Linked DNA regions of Homo sapiens: region 1 is linked to region 2. A link is an interaction called in ENCODE POLR2A ChIA-PET data of the cell type or tissue named here. Cell type or tissue: OCI-LY7. All regions are shown on one strand. Links, peaks and the distances in the headings refer to the core of each region. The heading gives the core; the rest is flanking DNA. Region 1 overlaps GK5 (glycerol kinase 5). Region 2 overlaps TFDP2 (transcription factor Dp-2).

Region 1 (4,000 bases), core at 1-4,000, 70 kb before region 2:
GATGTGGAAATTTTAAACACTACTAAATGCATTTTCCTAAAATATGTTTTTTAAAATATAGATATTTCACAGTTCTTGCCGAGTGCTTCACTTTTTCACTAGAAGTAAACGACTTTTTACAGCCAGTTTGTTCACTTTCACAACCCAGCAGACTTCTTTGAGATTGGTCTGGATTTTACAGAACTTGACTGAGGTAAGAAAATACTGTGTGTATGTGGAAAATATGTGTGTATGTGGAAACCATATAAAGACTATGGGGAAGAAAAAATTAAAGGAATAAAGATAGTAATTTGATTATTTGAGGGAAAATTAAGTGTCTACCACATATTGGAATGGAAGACAAAGTGGCATCTTATTTTGTTTGTTTTGCTTTTCTTTTTGAGACAGAGTTTTGCTCTTGTTGCTCAGGCTGATGTGCAATGGCGTGATCTCGGCTCACTGCAATCTCCAGCTCCCAGGTTCAAGTGATTCTCCTGCCACAGCCTCCCAAGTAGCTGGGACTACAGGCGCGTGCCACCACGCCCGGCTAATTTTTTGTATTTTTAGTAGAGATGAGGTTTCACCATGTTGGCCAGGCTGGTCACACACTCCTGACCTCAGGTGATCCATCTGCCTCAGCCTCCCAAAGTGCTGGGATTACAAGCGTGAGCCGCCACTCCCCGCCATATCTTTGATTTATATCAGTGGAATTCTTTTGTGTCAGACTCCTTTTGCTCAATATTATGTTTTTGACATATAGCAATGTTGTGTGTAAATTACTTTGCTTATATTTTCATTGCTATTTGCTGTTCAATGTATGATTTTACCATAGTTTATTGTCTATTCTATTCATGTACATTTGGGTTATTTCCTGTTTTTAGCTGTTATGAATAATGCATCTCTTGGTGTACATGTAATTGCTATGTCTATACATAGGAATGGAATTTTTAGGGCATGAATGTGTATATATATCTTCACCTTTTTTTTTTTTTTTGAGACAGAGTCTCACCCTGTCACCCAGGCTGGAGTGCAATGTGCGATCTCAGCTCACTGTAAACTCTGCCTCCCAGGTTCAAGCGATTCTCCTGCCTCAGCCTCCTGAGTAGCTGGGATTACAGGCGCATGCCACCATGCCCAGCTAGTTTTTGTATTTTTAGTAGAGATGGGGTTTCACCATGTTGTCCAGGCTGGTCTTGAACTCCTGACCTCGTGATCTGCCTGCCTCAGCCTCCCAAAGTGCTGGGATTACAAGCATGAATCACCATGCCCAGCCATGTATCTTTACCTTTAAAGGATAATGTCAAAACACTTTTGCAAAGTGATAATAACAATTTACACAGTATCAGTATGTGATCAGAGGACTTTTTATTTCATTTACTGTCATAATTGACATTATTAGTCTATATTTTAGCCATCCTAGTTGGTAAGTAATATCTGAGTGTGATTTTAGACTGGATAAAAAAACAAGATCTAACTATATGTTGTCTATAAGGGACACACTTAAGATTTAAAAAATATAAAGAGGTTAAAAGTAAGTGAGTGGAAAAGATATATCATGTAAACAGTCACTGTAAGAAGCTGGAGTGGTTATATTAACATCAGGTAGTATAGACTTTAAAACAAAAACATGTTACTAGAGATAAAAAGGGAATTTTATAATGATAAGATGGTGAATTCATCATAAATATATAACAGTTATAAACACCTAATAACAGAGGTCCACAATACATGAAGCAAAAATGGACAGAATTGAAGGGAAAAATAGAAAGTTGAGCAGTGATAGTTGGAGACTTCAGTACCCCACTTTCTTTTTTTTTTCTCTTTTTTTTGAGACGGAGTCTCACTCTGTCACCCAGGCTGGAGTGCAGTGGCGTGCTCTCGGCTCACTGCGAGCTCCAGCTCCCAGATTCACATCATTCTCCTGCCTCAGCCTCCCGAGTAGCTGGGACTACAGGCACCCGCCCCCGCACCTGGCTAATTTTTTGTATGTTTAGTAGAGATGGGGTTTCACTGTATTGGCCAGGATGGTCTTGATCTCCTGACCTCGTGATCCACCTGCCTCGGCCTCCCAAAGTGCTGGGATTACAGGCGAGAGCCACCGCGCTTGACCCTCACTTTCAATAATGGATAGAATAACTAGACAGAAGATTAACAAGGAAGTAGAAAATTTGATTAACAGTAACAACTAACTAGACCTAACAGACATTTATAGAAAACTCTACCCAAGAACAGAATATACACTCTCTTGAAGTGTACATGGAATTTTCTCCAGGATAGATCATAGGCTAGGCCATACTACAAGCCTCAATAAATTTAAAGGGGTTGAAATTATACGAAGTCTGTTGTCTGACCATAAAGGCTTCGAATTAAAAGTAACAGAAAAAACTTGGGAAATTCAAAAATATATGAAGATTAAACAACACACTTAAAAATAACCAAAGGGTCCAAGGAGAAATCATAAGAGAAATTAAGAAATACTTTGAGATGAATGAAAATAAGATACAACATACCAAAACTTATTAGATGCAGATAAAGTACTTAGAAGGAAATTTATAGCAAAATGATATTACATGTAGAAGAGTATATTTAAAAAGAAGCAAAATATCACGTCAATAGTCTACCATTCTACCTTACGACATGGAAAAAGATGAGCAAACTAAATTCAAAACAAGCAGAAGGAAAGAAATAATGGAATTAGAACAAAATTAATATAATAGAGAATAGAAAAACAGTGAAGAAAATCAATAAAACCGAAAGTTGCTTCTTTGAAAAGATTAGCTAAACTGACAAAGACGAGAGAAAACCCAAATAACTAAAATTATGAATTATTATGAAATTATGGATATTAATACTGACCTCACAGAAATAAAAAGGATTAATAGGCAATACCATGAACAAGTGCATGCCAACAAATTAGATAACAAGATAAAATGAAAAATTTCCTAGAAATACACAAACTACTGGAAATAACTCGAGGAGAAATAAATAATCTGAATAAATCTATAACAAGTAAAGAGATTGAAGTAATAAATAATAAATTCTCACCTAGAAAAGCCCAGAGCCAGATGGCTTTACTAGTGAATTCTACCAAAAGTTTAAAGAAGAATTAACACAATCCTTTCACAAATTCTTCCAAAAAATAGAAGGGGAAAATAGACAATTGAATAGTAATAGTTGGAGACTTTAATACCCCACTATACTTCCATTATTGGAGTGGATTATACTTCCATTATTGGAGTGAGAGATACTTCCCAGCTCTTTCTTTTAGGCCAGTATTCCCTGATAACCAGATCAAAGACATCAAGAGAAAAGAAACTGATAGACCAATATTCCTTATGAATACAAATGCAAAAATCCTCAACAAGGCTGGGTGTGGTGGCTCATGCCTGTAATCCCAGCACTTTGGGAGTCTAAGGCAAGAGTATTGCTTGAGCCCAGGAGTTCAAGACCAGCCTGGGCAATATAGCAAGACACCATCTCTCCAAAAAAATTAAAAATTAAAAAATTAGCTGGGTATAGTAGTACACACCTGTAGTCCCAGCTACTTGGGAGACTGGGGTGGGAGGATTGCTTGAGCCCAGGAGTTTGAGACAGCAATGATCCAGGATCACACCACCACTGCACTCCAGCCTGGATGACAGAGCAAGACCCTGTCTCTGGAAAGAAACCACACACACACACAAAACTTCAACAAAATATTAGCAAGTCAAATCCAGCAACATATAAAAAGGATTATATATCATGACTAAGTGGGATTTATCCCAAGAATACAGGATTGGTTTACCATTCAAAAAATCAATTAATATGGATCTTTTATAAAAACTGGTAAATGTAAAAAAATAGAAAATTAATATACACCATATTAATAGAATAAAGGACAAAAAAACACATGATCATGTCAGTAGATATAGAAAAAAGCATTTGACAATATCTAGCCCCTCTTCATGATAAAATGCTCAACGTACTAGGAATAGAAGGAAACTCCTTCAACCTGATCTTTGAAAAACCCACAGCCGACACC
Region 2 (17,604 bases), core at 6,545-10,544:
GGGCGATGTAGTAAGACCCCATATCTTCAAAACAAAACAAAAACTGTAATAGCGATAATAGTGACAATGTCTGTTGTTAGTCACAGAGCAGGAGTACCATGTCTGGAAAAACGATTGTACTTCATGGAAATGCTGTGGCTAATGATGCTGTTATGAACAAGGGATATTGGTATGTCTGGTAAATTGAATATGGAGCCAGAAAAGTTACTGTGTTTGAGAATAAAAGTGATAGTACATGTCTCTGTCATCAAACTAGGAAATGTAGCACAGACAGATTTTTTTTCTTTTTGCTTAACTGTAGGTATATAATAAAGTGTTCTGACAAACTGTTAAACAGAGCCTTGATAGACTATGTATCTAGGTTTGTCTGTTGTCTTTCTATCTACCTATCTATGTGTTAATATTAGGAGCTTCTGACTTATTTAATACTTCTTCCTGTTTGTATAAAATTAACTGCAGTAATTAACTCAGATTGGCTGTGAGCAAAAACAGAACTATTACAGTAATTTGACTTACTAATTTATGTAAAACATTTTCTGCCTTTTAAAAATCATCTTAATTAATGCAAGGGTAGAGTAATTATCAGCCCACCAACTATTTATTTATTAGGATTCCCATTGCTGTAGGCAGAATAAAGCAATTTTTCATATTGTGACTAATGGCAATTTTGATTAATTTTGCGCAATTAGCTTACATCTATCTTAAGTAACCAGTCTGCTTTTGGTAAAATTTTCATGTCTGAAATAGGAAACTCTCAGTTTATATTTTCTTTTTCTTTTTTTTTTTTTTGAGATGGGGTCTCGCTCTGTTGCCCAGGCTGGAGTGCAGTGGCACGGTCTCGGCCCACTGCAACCTCTGCCTCTCGGGTTCAGGCGATTCTCCTGCCTCAGGCTCCTGAGTAGCTGGGATTACAGGCATGTGCCACCACGCCCAGCTAATTTCGCCCACCTCTGCCTTCGGTGTAGCTGGGACTACGTGGAACTCCTTCTTCTATATTTTTTTCAGCCCCACTTTCAGTGTGCTTCCACTGTACTTAGAGGGAGTTGCTGTTGCCTTCATAATGCTTCCTCCTTTTCTTCTTCTTCTTTTTTTTTTTCTTTTCTGGAGACAGAGTCTTGCTCTGTCGCCCAGGCTGGAATGCAGTGGCGCGATCTCGGCTCACTGCCACCTCCACCTCCAGGGTTCAAGTGATTCTTCTGCCTTACAGTTGTGAGCCACCGTGCCCTGCCCTCAATTTTAAAATATTCTTAAAAAGAAAAATCTTCCTCCTATTTTTAGTCCCACTAAGCCAGAGGTAAAACCATGGTTTAAAAAACAAAACAAAACCAGAACACTTTTGAGGCTGGGTGTGGTGACTCACACCTGTAATCCCAGCACTTTGGGAGGCTGCGGTGGGCAGATCACTTGAGGTTAGGAGTTTGAGACCAGACTGGCCAACATAGCAAAATCTGTCTCTACTGAAAATACAAGCAGATTAGCCAGGTGTGATGGCACGTGCCTGTAGCCCAGATACCTAGGAGGCTGAGGCACAAGAATCACTTGAACCTGGGAGGCGGAGGCTGCAGTGAGCCAAGATTGTGCCACTGTACTCCAGCCTGGGCAACAAAAAACCAAACAAACAAACTGCTTTTGGGCCTGGTGCAGTGGCTCATGCCTATAATCCCAGCACTTTGCAGGGCTGAGGGAGGCAGGAGGTTTGAGCCCAGGAGTATGAGACTAGTGAAACCCCATATCTACTAAAAATACAAAAAATATTAGCGGGGTGTGATGGCGCACACCTGTAGTCCCAGCTACCCAGGAGGCTGAGGCAGGAGGATTGCTTGAGGCTAGGAGATCAAGTCTGCAGTGAGCTGTGATTGTGCCACTGGACTCCAGTCTGGGTGACAGGGTAAGACTCTCTCCAAAACATCCTCAAAAAATACTTGTATTTGAAATTTGATAATTCAAAAAGTTATACATATAGTATTATAATTACACAGCTTGATGAATTTGTCTATTCATGCACCTGTGCCACAGTGTTTTAGTTACAGAAGCTTTATAGTAGGTTTTAATGTCTGGTAAGTCTAGTCTCGTTTTGTAGTTTTTCTGTTTTAGTACTTTCCTGTTATTCTTACATGTTTGTTTTTTCATGTCAATATCAGCTTGTTCAGCTCCATAAAATGGTTTGTTAGTATTTTTATTATCATTATATTGAATTTATAAATTAACTTGGGAGAATTTATATCTTTATAATGTTGAATTGTCTTATCCAAGAATATCATATATTTTTCTATTGTTCATCTTCTTTTAGTTTCTTTTGGGAGTATTTTAACATTTTCCTCATACGGTTTTTTTTTTTAAAGCTTTATTGAGATACAATTCACATGTCATAATATCCTTTTTTTTTTTTTTTTGAGATAGCGTCTTAATCTGTTGCCCAGGCTGAAGTGCAGTGGTGTGATCTTGGCTCACTGCAACCTCTGCCTCCCGGGTGCAAGCGATTCTCCTGCCTCAGCCTCCCAAGTAGCTGGAACTACAGGCGCTTACCACCATGCCCGGCTAATTTTTTGTATTTTTTCTAGAGACGGGGTTTCATTGTGTTAGCCAGGATGGTCTTGATCTCCTGACCTCGTGATCTGCCCACCTCAGCCTCTCAGAGTCTCAAAGTGCTGGAATTACAGGTGTGAGCCACCACACCCAGCCCTATAACATTGTTTTTTAAAAGATGTATAAAGATGTGGTTGTTTAGTATATTTACAAATATGTGCAGCCATCATCACTACCTAGTTCCAGAACATTTTCATCACTCTTAAAAAAACCCCATACTCATTAGCAGTTACTTCCCATCCCCTTCTCTTCCCAGCCTTGGAAACTACTAATCTATGTTCTGAGTCTATGGATTTGCCTATTCTGAATATTTCATTTAAGTGGAATCATATAGTATGTGGCTTGGCATAACATTTTCAAGGTTTATGCATGCTGCAGAGTATATCAATAATCATCCCTTTATATTGCAAAATAATGTTTCATATATGCCATATTTGTTTATCAGTTGGTGGACATTTGGATTATGTATACTTTTTTACTATTTTGGTAATATTGCTATGAACATTTTTATACAAGGTTTTGTTTAGACTTTTTTTTTTTTTTTTTTTGAGACGGAGTCTTGCTCCATTGCCCAGACGAGTGCAATGAAGCGATTTTGGCTCACTGCAACCTCTGCCTCCCGGGTTCAAGTGATTCTCCCACCTCAGCCTCCCGAGTAGCTGGGATTACAGGCATGTGCCACCACGTCCAGCTAACCTTTGTATTTTTAGTAGAGATGGGATTTTGCCATGTTGGCCAGGCTGGTCTCGAACTCCTGACCTCAGGTGGTCTGCCCGCCTCGGCCTCTCAAAATGCTGGGATTACAGGCATGAGACATCGTGCCCGGCCAGACATGTGTTTTTAATTCTTTCTGATAGGCGTTACGCATTTCTTACTACATTTATTACTAAGTATTCTTTGTTGGTGTTGGATTTTCTTTACCATTATATACTCCAAGTGTTTATTAATTTTTGTATTGATCTGTATTAATTTGTTGCTAATCATAAATTTACTTACAATTTAACATATGGGTCCTTGTTGACATTGTTTGGGAGATAATTCTTTGGTAGACAGGGTGTACTCTCGCATTTTGGGAGCAGATTTCTGCCTATGTCTCTTAGATCAAACTTACAGAGTTACTCACATTTTATGTGCCCTGATTTCAGTTTTTGTCTCTTTATTACTGAGAGGTGTGTATTAAAATTGTCTTGTATGATTGTGGATTTCTTAGTTTCTCCTTGTAAAATAGTCAGTTTTTGCTTTATATGTTTATAAATTATGTTATGAAATGTATTCAAATTTGGATTATTTTTGTCTATTTGTGTCTTCCTGCTAAATACTACCTTTCTTTAATCACTATCTTCTTTATCCTCAATAATATTCTTACTCTAAATACAATTTGTCTATGTTTATAGAGACACGTCATCTTTTTTCAATTTGTTACTTTCTATGGGTATACTTTAGGCATGTTTCTTGTAAATAGCAATTGTATTTTGTTTTCCCTTTTTTTTTTTTTTTTGAGACGTAGTTTCGCTCTTGTTGCCCAGGCTGGAGTGCAATGGCGTGATCTTGGCTCACTGCAACCTCCGCCTCCTGCGTTCAAGCGATTCTCCTGCCTCAGCCTCCCGAGTAGCTGAGATTACAGGCGCCCACCACCACATTTGGCTAATTTTTTGTATTTTTAGTAGAGATGAGGTTTCACCATGTTGGCCAGGCTGGTCTTGAACTCCTGACCTCAGGTGAGCCATCCCCTTCGGCCTCCCAAAGTGCTGGGATTACAGGCATGAGCCACCGCGCCCTGCCCATCTTAACCATTTTTAAGTACACAGTTCAGTGTTAGGAAGTACATTCATATTGTTGTGTAACCATCACCACCATCCATCTTCAGAACTTGCATCTTGCAAAACTGAAACGCTGTACCAATTAAACAATAATTCCCGGGATCGCATTAGGAGATATACCCAATGTTAAATAATGAGTTAATGGGTACAGCACACCAACATGGCACATGTATACATATGTAACAAACCTGCACGTTGTGCACATGTACCCTAAAACTTAAAAGTATAAAAAAAAAAAAAGAAATAGTAAATACGGTAAAAAAACAAACAAACAATAATTCCCATTCCTCCTTCCTCCCAGCCACTGATAACCACCATTCTACTTTCTGTCTCTGTGAATTAGATTACTCTGGGTACCTCATATGTGGGGAATCATACAATATTTGTCTTTTGTGACTGGCCTATTTCACTTTGCATAATGTCCTCACAGTTCATCAATGTAGCATATGTCAGAATATCATGCCTTATTAAGGCTGAATAATACTCTATGTATATGTTACATTTTGATGATCCATTTATCTGTCAGTGGACACTTGTGTTGCTTCTACATTTTAACCATTATGAATAATGCTGCTGTGAATATGGTTATGCAAAAAGCTCTTTGAGACCTTGCTTTCAATTTTTTTGGAGTATATACCCAAAAGTATATGGGTATATGCTACATCATAAGGTAATTTTATTTTTACGTTTTTGAGAAACTGCCGTATTATTTTCCACAGTGACTGTACCACTTTACATTCCTACCAGCAGGGCACAAGTATTCTAATTTCACTACACCCTTGCTAACACTTGTTATTTTCTGTTTGTTTGATGGTAGCCATCCTAATGAGTGTGAGGTGGTATCTCATTGTGGTTTTGATTTGCATTTCCCTAATCATTAGGGATGTTGAGTATCTTTTCACATGCTTCTTTGGGGAAATATAAATTTAAATCCTTTGCCTAGTTTTAATTTTTTTGTAAAAGATGGGATCTTGCTATGTTGTCCAGGCTGGTTTGGCCTGCTGAGTAACTGGGACCACAGGCACAAGCCACCATTTCCTGTAGTCCCAACTACTCAGGAGGCTGAGGCAGGAGGATCACTTGAGCCTAGTTTTTAATCTGGTTGTTTGGGTTCTTTTTTTAAAAATTGTTGCATTATAGGGGTTCTTTATATATTCTAGATATGAAACCCTTATCAAATATATGATTTGCAAATATTTTCCCCCATTCAGTGGGAGCATTTTTACTCTGTTAATACTGTCTTTTTTTGTGTGGAATTTCAAATTTTTCATTGTCTAGTATGTCTGTCTTTTTATTGCCTGTGCCTTTGGTATCATTCTCCACCTTTTTTTAAGATCTCTTTATTTGTAATGTTTTGCTGTGTCTAGGAAAGTTATTTTTGTTTTTTCTTTAATTGGGAGTCATTGTCATTTCTGAATCTGAGGATTTTTAGCTGTTACTTCCTCCAGCAACCCCCAGTTTCTAGAGTCTGTAGCTAGGCAGAGACATTTTCTTGTTATTCCTTTGCTGTTGGTTGATTTTTTTTTTTAACCAGCCTCCCCTGTCCATTCTTGCACTGAGAATGTGTAAAAAATGGTGAAACCCTCAATACCAGCTCTGCGCTTCATGCAGACAAGGTTTCTGAGGCCTTGTCTACTTTAAGGGCATTAAAAGCCAAAAATCTTAGTTACTCGTATTGACAGGTTCCTCCAGGGTTGCTGAAAGCTTTACTCTTTTGTGAGCTCAGCATTTGACAGACTAATTTATCCAGCATTTCTAGATGTTTTATTAAGATGACATTTTCATATTAGTTACTGTGTTGCCAAAAAAAAAAAGAAAGTTGCATTTCTTTTTTATAATTAATTTATTTCCCTTTTTTCCTCTTTTTCCTTTGGAATTCCATGTAGTTGGACCTCCTGGATGGAAGAACTCTTCTCAAGCTTTTCTACTTTAAAAAAAAATTTCTTTGTTTTACTTTGTGGGAGAATTCCTACCCTTCCTTTGCTTCTTTCTCCTCCCCAAATCCCCTGCTTCTGTTCTACTTCCCCTCCCTCCCTCTCTTTCTTTTTTCCTTCCTTCTCTTTTTTCTTTCTTTCTTTCTATTTTGTCTGTTAATTTGGTGTCTCCTGTTTTGTTATCTTGGCCTCTTTATTTCATGTTAGAGATTTTCCTCAGTTGTTTAGTAAACTTTGGCCATCTGTTCAGATTAAAGACCGAATCAATAAAAAGCTGAGTAAAAACTCTTTGTCCATGGGAGTTGTTAAGTGTAAGCCTTACACAGGGTGATTGAGTGCTTGCAGGTCTTTTCTCTTGGATCACTTTCCCTCGCAGAGGGATCTCCTAGTCCCAGGCCGATTGTTTTGCGTTCTGGAAGCTGGTTTGGGGAAGAGGCCTGAGGTCCACTGTACAGCATGTAAATCTTCATTTAATCTTTTTGTGAGATGATATAATACACAACCCTTTTGTGTACCTAGTTTCTATGTCCTTAAAAGGTAAACCATTTGTTTCTTGCTGGGATGCAGAAGGGGCATTTTCTGTCTTTCTTTCTTTTTTGAGACAGGGTGTTGCTCTTGCCCAGGCTGGAGTGCAGTGGTGTGATTATAGCTTGTAACCTCAAGTTCCGGGGCTTAAGCAGTCGTCCCACCTCAGCCTCCTGAGTAGCTAGGACTATGGACAGACATGTGCCGCTACACTCTGCCTTTTTTAAAAAATCTTTTTGTTAAGATGAAGTTTCACTGTGTTGCCCAGGCTGATCCTGAACTGGCCTCGGGTATTCCTTCCACTTTGGCTTCCCAAAGCACTGGAATTGTAAGTGTGAGCCACTGGGCTCAGCCAGAAGGGGCAGTTTCTTAGCTACATGGGTTAAGACTTTATTCAAACTTTCAATCAAGTCTTTTTATTAACAGCCCCAACTGAGATTGTTACTTTCAGATGGCTTCAATTCTTAAGCCTTTGTGATGAGATATATGTAAGATATATTTTAATTATGTATATATAACTTATAAATGGTTTGGGAGGCTGAAGTGGGAGAATTGCTTGAGGCCAATTCAGGACCAGCCTGGGCAACACAGTGAGATCCCATCTCAACAAAAAGTTTTATTAAAAAAGCAGAATACTGACCGGGTACAGTGGCTCACTTCTGTAATCCCAGCACTTTGGGAGGCCGAGGTGGGCAGATCACGAGGTCAAGAGATGGAGACCATCCTGGCCAACATGGTGAAACCCCATCCCTACTAAAAATACAAAAAATTATTTGTATTTTTACAAAAATTACAAAAATTTGCTGGGCCTAGTGGTGCACGCCTGTAATCCCAGCTACTGGGGAGGCTGAAGCAGGATAATTGCTTGAACCCGGGAGTTAGAGGTTGCAGTAAACCGAGATCTTGCCACTGCACTGCAGGCTGGCAACACAGCGAGACTCTGTCTCAAAAAAAAAAAAAAAAAAAAAAGCGGAGTGTAGTGAAACATGTCTGTCTGTAGTCCTAGCGACTCAGAAGGTTGAGGTGTGAGATATAGATACCTGTAATATCTATAATATGTTAATATATAATATTAATATATATCTTATAGATAAGTTATATAATTAAGATATATCTTATAGATACATATATCTGTATGTCTCTAGGGATATAGATATATCTGATCATCTATATATAATTATATAGGTAGATACATCTAATTACATATACATTACATCTTATAGATATCTATAAGATATCTGTATATATAACATATATGTTTTTGATGGGTTTATCCTTTTTTATCTTTTTAACATCATTTTACTGTAATTTTTTTTTTTTTTTTTTTGAGACAAGGTCTCACTCTGTCACCCAGACTGGAGTGCAGCGGCAAGACCTTGGCTCACTGCAACCTCCGCCTTCCGGGTTCAAGCGATTCTCCTGCCTCAGCCTCCTGAGTAGCTGGGATTACAGGCACGCCACCACTGCCTGGCTAATTTTTGTATTTTCGGTAGAAACGGGGTTTCACCATGTTGGCCAGGCTGGTCTTGAACTCCTGACCTCAAATGATCTGCCCGCCTCAGCCTCCCAAAATGCTGGGATTACAGGCATGAGCCACCATGCCCGGCCAATTTTACTGTAATTTCAAGAAGGGATGGATAGAGACCTGTGTGTTCATATTTAACCAAAGAACCTTATAGTACATTTTAATTATGTTATTTTCATGTAAAAATAATATTATTATAAACTCAGGAGTTTTTTCTGTGTGCATTTCTACTAATGGTTATTGCAGTTTCAGAACTATAGAAAGGCATCCAAAAGGGCAATAAGAGACATAAAGAAGAGGAAAAATAGGTTAATAACAAAGAATAGGAGGCTCAGATACATGTATCAGAGGGACTTTGATGAAGTAACGTCGCCACCTTCTGGCTTTTAAAAAAACTGTGTTGTTTCTGTAATAAAATCTGGGAATGTGTAGTCCCAGCTACTCGGGAGGCTGAGGCAGGAGAATCGCTTGAATCCGGGAGGCGGAGGTTGCAGTGAGCCAAGATCGTGCCACTTCACTCCAGCCTGGTGACAGAGAGAGACTACATCTCAAAAAAAAAAAAAAAAGAAAAGAAAAAAATTCTGGGAACCCCATGACTGGTAAGTAGCTAATTTGCATCCTGTGTCAGATTTAGTGGATTTGGTGTTGTTTAGTTGTTCTCTATACTATTGAAGAAACATACTTTTTTTGACATAGGATTTGATTACAATATAACAAAGTCTTTTCAAGCCCCCTAAGAAAGGGTTCTATCTAAAATATCTTAAAATATGTCTGTTACTTTAGGTTATTTCTGCTTGCATTAAGAAAACAAATATTGTTTCTATGTGAAGGAAAATATACAATTTAAAAAATTAAGTTAATTTGTTGCATAGATAGTTTGTGTTCATGGTACAAAATACAAATGATATGAGAGGCCATGAGTCATCCTACTATTTTGTAAGAATTAATAAAAAAGAAAAGAAAATTAAAATGTTTTTCTCTCAGCTAGCCAGTTCCTTTGCCTTGAGAGAATCTTTTTATACAGATGGTAATGTACTACACATACTTCTTTATAACTTTCTTTTTTTCACAGAACAGTTTATACTGGAGGTCACTCTATATCAATACACAATGAGCTGCCTCATTTTTTTTAGGCCATGATGTGTTTAGCTAGTCTACTATTGATACGCAGTTATGGGTTTTCCAATCTTTTGCTATATAAATGACACTGTAGTGAGTATCCATATAGATATATGTGTGTGTGTGCGTGTGTGTGTATGTGTATGATTTCATATGACTCTAGAAAAAGCTCATAGAAGGATGTATAAATTTCTATTTGTGTTGGATATGGTGACACTGCCCTCCATAAAAGATTATGCCTGTTTATTCTTCCACCACTAACGTAAGGCAAACTCTGTTTTCCCTCATGTTTCTCAGGACAATGTATTGGTATCAGTCTTTTCATCTTGTCTTGAAACCTTATTTTACATTTCTCTTATGAGTGGGCTGAACGTATTTTTATATGTTTAGAAGCAATTTGTGGGATTTTTTGTTTGTTTCTTTGAGATAGAGCTTCACTTTGTCACCCAGGCTGGAATGCAGTTACATGATAATAGCTCACTGCAGCCTTGAACTACTGGGCTCAAATGATCCTCCTGCCTCAGCCTCCCAAATAGTTGGGACAGCAGGCACATGCCACCACGATTGGCTAATTTAAAAAAAATTTTTTTTTTTCGGTAAAGATGGAATCACCTTATGTTGTCCACACTGGTCTCAAACTCCTGGCCTCGAGCAATACTCCCACCTTGGCGTCCCAGAGCACTGGAGTTACAGGTGTAATCTACAATGCCCAGCTCATTTGTGTTTTCTGTTATATATTCTTTGCCTACTTTTTCTTTAGGCTGTCACTCTTCTACTTATTTTTAGGAGCTCATAGTTCACAAGGTAGAAGTTAACTTTCTATAGTATAAGTTGCAGATACAATTTTTCCAGTTTATTTTCTTATGATTTACATAGTGATGTTTTCTTTAAATGTAAAAAAAAATGTGCATTTTTTGTAGTCATATCAGTCTTTACTTTGAAGACTTTTCTGGGCTTGGTTTCATATTTAGAAAGATCTTCCACACTCAGAAAATTAAAAAATTTAACTTCCGTGTTTTCTTCTCTTACCAAAAAAATTACGTTGAATTCTATGGGCTATCTGAAATTTATTTTGAGTGAGGTATAAATTATGGCTCTAACTAATTTTTTCTATATGATTACTCAGTTGTCACTTCTTTATTGAAATAATTCACCCAATGCATTCATACCTCACTGATTTGAAGTGTCAGCTAAATTTCTTTGTGGATTTAGGTCTTTTCCTATACTTTTCTGTTCCCTCTATCTGTATGCTTTTTCACTTATCAGTGTATGATATTTTAATTATTGTGACTTTACAACTTGTTTAAATAATTGGATGAGGTCAATCCTTCTGTGTTTCCATAATTTTATGGCTATTCTTGCTTATTTTACCACATTAACTTTTGAATCAGTTGAGCAAATTAAAAGGAAAAGATATTGTTAATTTTATTGTGATTCATTCTATTCATAGATTAATTTGGGGGCAGTTAGTATTGTTATGATTTTGCGTTTTGTCACTCAAGAACCTGGCATTTTTTTCCATTTGTTTTTTGTATCCCTATGTATTTCTTGCTGAGTTTCTTCCTGATGTTTTTTTCTTGTTTTTTTCTATGTAAATGAGTTAATTTTTTCCATTATGTCTTTACATAGTTGTTATTAGAAGACATGGTTCTTGTGTATAAGTAAGCTGCTAATTTGGGGGGATTAATTTTGTTATCGGTCATCTCCAGTTGAATCTCTTGGGGTTGCTCTGTAAACAGTTGTAATCATATGTAAATAATAATAGTTTTACTGCTTCAGTTCTGCTTTATATACTTCTATCTTTCATCTGGTTGTGTTGGTTAGTAACCTATAGAACACTGTTAAATAATAGTGGTGAGTGATAATAGTAGAAATCATTTCTTTCTTTTATTTAATGGGATTGTTTCTTTAGTGATGCATAATGAAAAATATATCCATAGATTCTTGAGAGGAATTTGACAAAATTACATATACATTCTTGGTAAAATATAATCCTATTAAGTAATTATTCATCACTTTTCATTATTTCATCATTTTGCATGCCATAGCTTTACATAAATGGGCCGGGTGCAGTTGCTCAAGCCTGTTATCCCAGCACTTTGGGAGGCCTAGGGAGGTGGATCATTTGAGGTCAGGAGTTCAAGACCAGCCTGGTCAATGTGGCAAAACCCCATCTCTAATAAAAATACAAAAATTGCTGGGCGCGATGGCTCACGCCTCTAATCCCAGCACTTTGGGAGGCTGAGGCAGGTGGATCGCGAGGTCAGGAGATCGAGACCATCCTGGCTAACATGGTGAAACCCCGTCTCTACTAAAAATACAAAAAATCAGCCGGGTGCAGTGGCACGCGCCTGTAGTCCCAGCTACTCGGGAGGCTGAGGCAGGAGAATCACTTGAACCCAGGAGGTGGAGGTTGCAGTGAGCTGAGATCATGCCGCTGTACTCCAGCCTGGGCGTCGGTCAGAGTGAGACTCCGTCTCAAAACAACAACAACAAAAATTAGCAGGGCTGTAGTGGTGCGCGCCTGTAATTTCAGCTACTCAGCAGGCTGAGACAGGAGAATTGCTTGAGCTTGGGAGGTGAAAGTTGGTTGCAGTGAGCCGAGATCGCGCCACTGCACTCCAGTCTGAGCGACGGAGAGACCCTGTCTCCAAAAAAAAAAAAACTTTATATAAACGTAATCATACTGAATGTGTTAGTTTTTAAATTCTGTTACATTTATAAGGTTTATCCATGTTGTTGCATGTTACTGCAATTAATTAATTTTAATAGCTATTTAACTATAGCTATTTAACTATACTCTGCCCAGATCTCTTCATATTAGAATACCCATTCTCCACCTGCTTAGGCTCACAGCTGCATCCCTTATTGGGAATTGCCCTTGGCCCTGAATACTGTCTTGCCCAAGGTTATGCTTCCTCCCAGAGGTGTCCCTGTGGCCAGTAACTGTGTGTTGCTTGGATATAAGATCCAACCTAACTTGTCTCTATTTGGGACAACTCCAAAGGGCTCTGGAGCTCCATGTTGTATCAGCTGAGGCCCCATTTGCAATATCATTGGTTCAATTTCTTCCCTAAGTCCAATCCTGCTGCCTTCACTTGTTATAGGTATATCTCCCCAGAGCACTTCCCAGGAAACTTTCTGCATGATAGTCTCCCTCTCAGAATCTGTTTTGGAGGAATGATTCTAACACAGTTGGTATTGGAAGTGATCCTAGGTAGCAGACTAAATTTTAGAGATAGGTTTCTAAATTTTAGAGATAGGGATTTTAGAGATAGGTTTCTTGCTGGCTGGTTGGCAGTGAGGACCCCGTCTCTGGTGGTAGGTAGAGTACAGATAGTGTAAGTTTGCACTGAATTTATCGTTATGTGGGACCCAAGTGAGCAGGTAAACTTTTGATGCACTGTTATTTAAACTGGTATCTGTAGACCTGGTTATAATGTTATGGATTTTCTTGAGTTTAAGATACTCTGGTCTGTATTATTCTATTATGCCTTTTATTTATTTCATTTAAATCAGTGAGTTTTTAGTTCTTTGGGATCAAGGATCCTTTATGCTGACTTCCTACCAAAGTAGGGTTTAAGAGAATCCTCATAGTGTGTGAAGATCTCCACTGTTTTCTCGTTAACCAGAGGGAAAGTTGGCATGGTTGAACTTGTTCTCTGAGGTCTTAATAGACAGGTGGCTGTAACTGATAGGTGTTTTCTTTCCCCTTCTTTAGATTGCCTAGGTCAGACTAGAACCTCAGAAATGTCTACAATGAAGTTTTTTTTTTTTTAACTTCGTATTTTTAGTAGAGACAGGGTTTCTCTGTGTTGGTCAGGCTGGTCTCGAACTCCTGACCTCAGGTGTTCCGTCCGCCTCAGCATCCCAGAAGTGCTGGGATTACAGGTGTGAGCCTTTTTTAAACTTCATATCCTAATCATATGCTACTCCTTGAAAGAGTCTTCTAAACTGTATAGTCAATCTGTATAGCCTATGGAAGCACAAGGGAGGACCTCTTCTTTGCTCACCTGCTTACAAAAGAATTAGAAGCCACTTTAGCTGGTTTAATACAATAGTTGGATTGACCGTAAAGTGCTTAGGTTTCTGTGTTAACTCTTCTAGTTTGATGGCATTTTCATCTCATAGTTCTTAATTCTGTAATTTTAACTAATTATCTCTATTACTAATTTAACTCGAGTTAGAACCTGATTCCCACCCTTTAGCTGAATTAGAAGCTGTTCCTTTGTGCTTCCATAGTGCCCCGAATATCTGTCTAGTGTCGTAGTATTTTAGCATGTTATACTGTATGCATTTGTCTTGCTCATTTGTTTGTGAACTTCTTGAAGGGTGGGACTCCGTTATGTCTCTTGGGTAGAGCACAATGCTGGGTACATGATGGGCATTGACTAAATGTTTGTTGAATAAATAAATAGCCTGACTCTCATTAGTCCCCATCACCCCTCAGTTGCTGGTTAAAACTTCTGACTTTTTAAAAATTCATTCAATGTGAGTCTTTCACAAATCTCCCTGGTGAATATCCATACCTTAAAGCTGGCACACACACGTCTAGTTCTTTTCTCTGTCATCATAAACTATTGCTGTCTCCTGCTTGCAGCTGCCTCTTTCATTGAGTTCCCAATATCTGCAGATGGCTCTGTCTGATGAGCTCATGGGAGAATTTAATTTTCCGTTCTACAATCCAAATAAATTAGTCTGCTATAACCCCAGAGCTGCTGGTAAAGCAGTCGTTGCAGCTTTAGAATTCTGATGCCAAAAAGGGGTTATATGCACAGTGAATGAATAGTGCCATGGGGTTATGAACAGTGGTTGTTCCCATCACTGCAGCTGCTTGGGTGAGGCATCAGAAACCCCTTCAAGTGTACTACTGCTACAGTTAGCTATAAAGGTTTTCCCAGCACCTTCAGCTGCCATGGTCTCCACCTCAGTTCTCTTTACATCTTATTAGTAAAATATCTTAGGAAAAAGCTATAAGCAAAGATACTGTGTAATAGCTATATGGAGAGTTTGACAAACATGCTGGATAGTTGCTTACAACATTTCAGTCACCTGATTCTATTACTAATAAAATATTTTTTACTGATGACTTGGCTGGTAAATGGCATGTTTATCTAATTTATGGGTTCATGCTTATTACTAATGATTGCATCCCTTGATGTGAATCTTTCAGTTTTTCTTGTTCATGTTAGAATAATTGCATTTATCTGTTAAGAAAACGTAACACTATATCATTGATATGTTTTCTTTCTTTTTTTCTTTTTTTTGAGACGTAGTCTGGCTCTGTCGCCCAGGTTGGAGTGCAGTGGCGCGATCTTGGCTCACTGCAAGCTCCACCTCTCGGGTTCACGCCATTCTTCTGCCTCAGCCTCTGGAGTAGCTGGGACTACAGGCGCCCACCACCAAGCCCAGCTAATTTTTTGTATTTTTAGTAGAGACAGGATTTCACCCTGTTGGCCAGGATGGTCTTGATCTCCTGACCTTGTGATCTGCCCGTCTCGGCCTCCCAAAGTGCTGAGATTACAGGCATGAGCCACCACGCCCAGCCTTCTTTTTTCTTTTCTTTTCTTTTTTTCTTTTCGATGGAGTCTTGCTCTGTCGCCCAGGCTGGAGTGCAATGGTGCAATCTCGGCTCACTGCAACCTCCGCCTGCCGGGTTCAAACAATTCTCCTGCCTCAGCCTCCCGAGTAGCTGGGACTACAGGCGCGCACCACCATGCCCAGCTAATTTTTTGTATTTTTAGTAGAGACAGGGTTTCACCATGCTGGCCAGGCTTGTCTTGAACTCCTGACCTCGTGATCCGCCTGCCTTGGCCTCCCAAAATGCTGGGATTACAGGCGTGAGCCGCTGCACCCGGTCTCTTTTTCTTGTTTTAGAGACAGGGTGTTGCTATATTGCCCAGGTTGGAGCACAGTGACTGTTCACAGGCAAAATCATTGTGTAGTACAGCCTCAAACTCCTGGGCTGTAATGATCCTCCCATCTCAGCCTCCCAAGTAGCTGGGACTACAGGTGTGTGCCACCACACCCAGCTACTTTAATATATTTTCTATGTTGATCAAATGGTAATTCTATATTTAATTTTTGTAGGAATTGCCATTCTATTTTCCACAGCAGTCAAACTGTTTTTTGATGGCCTTGAAACTCTAAGGACAGCTTGGCAGGATATAATATCTTTGGTTTACATTTTTTTCCCTTAAGTTTCTTGAAAGTGCTGTTCTACTGTTGTCTTGCTTTGTATGTTATTTTTGAGAAATACAATGTTAGTCTAATTCCTTTGCTTTTGTAAATAATTTATCTTTTTGCTCGGATACACTGAGAGTTTTTTCTTTAAATAATTTTATAAGGATATGTGTGAGAGTTGATCATTCTGAGTCAGTTTTCTCAAATATCTGGTAGGATCTTTCATTGTATAGATTCAAGTATTTTATTTCTGGAATGTTTTCTTGGAATGTACTTTTTTTTTTTGAAACAGTGTCTTGCTCTTTCACCCAGTCTGGAGTACAGTGGCGCAATCTTGGCTCACTGCAACCTCTACCTTCTGGGTTCAAGCTGTTCTCATGCCTCAGCCACCCAGGTAGCTGGGATTACAGGCGCCTGCCACTACACCCAGTTAGTTTTTTTGTATTTTTAGTGGAGATGGGTTTCACCATGTTGGTCAGCTGGTGTCAAACTCCTGGCCTCAAGTGATCCACCTGTCTCGACCTCCCAAAGTGTTGGGATTACAGGCGTGAGCCACTGCACCCAGCCAGAATGTACTTTTAATATTAGTTCTGTTCCATTGTTTTGATTTTTTTAATTAGGGACACCAGTAATACTAATGTTCAACCTCCTTTGCCTATCATTCATTTCAATCAATTTCTCTCTGTTTTTTTTAAAATTTTATTTTCTTCATTATTTTCTTGCTCTTTGTTCAGTGTCTTTTATTAAGTTTTCGTTCAGTCTGTTCTTTCTACATACCTTATAATTTAGTTTTTATTTTTGGTTCAATGCCAAAGTAAAGCAAAATAAAAAATAATTTAATAATTTAACTTTCATTTCTTATATGATGTTCCTTTTGTTTGTTTCTTTCTATTTCTTTAATCAGCTCTTACTCATTTCTTTCTGTTTTTGTCCATTTTGGTACTTAGTTTTTGTACTTCCGATTCAAGGTCTTCTTCATATCCTCAAATTCTTGTTTAAAATATTTAATCCAGTTCAGAGGATTGTGTTACAGTTGTTTTTCAACCTCACGGTTTGTTTTTATGGAGAAAATCATCAGCAGAAAAGCTTTTGTTTGTATTTTCTGACTTTGCAGTACATTTGTATGCATATGGTCTGCTTGTTTGTTTTTAATCATTTTGTGGACAGAGTTCCTAATTTGAGAGTGCTTCTTCTGCCAGTGTGCTCTCTTTTGTGAAGGTTCTTTTCTGAATTTGTAGTGATGATGGTAAGAAAAGGGGGAGAGGAAGAGTTGTTCCTTGATTCTATTAATATTTTGTTTCTGCAAGCTCTTTAATCCTCCCCCCAGCCCCTTGCCTTTTCTTCTTTTGAGACAAGGTCTCACTCTGTCACCCAGGCTGGAGTGCAGTGGTGCGATCTCACCTCACTGCAACCTCCGCCTCCCGGGTTCAAGGGATTCTTTTGCCTCAGCCTCCCGAGTAGCTGGGATTACAGGCGCATGCCACCACACCCGGCTAATTTCTGTATATTTTTGTAGAGACGGGGTTTCACCATGTTGGCCAGGCTGGTCTCGAACTCCTGACCTCAAGTGATCCACCTCCCTCAGCCTCCCAAAGTGCTGGGATTACAGGCGTGAGCCACTGTGCCTGGCCTAATTTCCTCCTCTTATCGCCTGTTTTTTTCATTCATTACCTTGTTTACAAGAGAAAGCGCTTCTTTATATATGTATACCTGGTTCTCCCCCAGAAGCACTGTTTCTAGGAGGCTGCTGCTTCTGGTCCAGAAGTTTCTAGACACAAGACACACTTCACCAGGTCTATTAGCTATCAAGTCCTAACCTCCTAACCTCTGTTTAGCATTTTTGTATTTATTGTTTAACTCTCTTTCTGGGGCTGGTTTTGTCTGTGCTTTTTGCAAATCCCCTTTGCCCCTC

Evidence for each region. Peaks named below come from ENCODE experiments on the same cell type or tissue, not always from the same donor. Only the 100,000 strongest peaks of a DNase experiment are listed, where the experiment ranks them.
Region 1: POLR2A ChIA-PET joins it to region 2 with 5 read pairs; 2 of 35 experiments call an interaction of 5 or more read pairs at or near these places.

The regions. Positions count from the first base shown.
Region 1 is chr3:142,194,995-142,198,994 of GRCh38, reverse strand. GK5 (glycerol kinase 5) reads left to right here. Exons shown (of 16, transcript NM_001039547.3): 5 at 62-193. Among named protein-coding and RNA genes, the nearest start is that of GK5, 29 kb to the left of the region's middle. In OCI-LY7, for the core only: no CTCF peak of the experiment used is centred there; no DNase peak of the experiment used is centred there.
Region 2 is chr3:142,117,534-142,135,137 of GRCh38, reverse strand. The region is part of intron 1 of TFDP2 (transcription factor Dp-2); the gene reads left to right. Among named protein-coding and RNA genes, the nearest start is that of TFDP2, 23 kb to the left of the region's middle. In OCI-LY7, for the core only: a CTCF peak has its summit at 8,763 (motif pointing left); a DNase peak (open chromatin) is centred at 8,747; H3K27ac peaks cover 1,189 bases.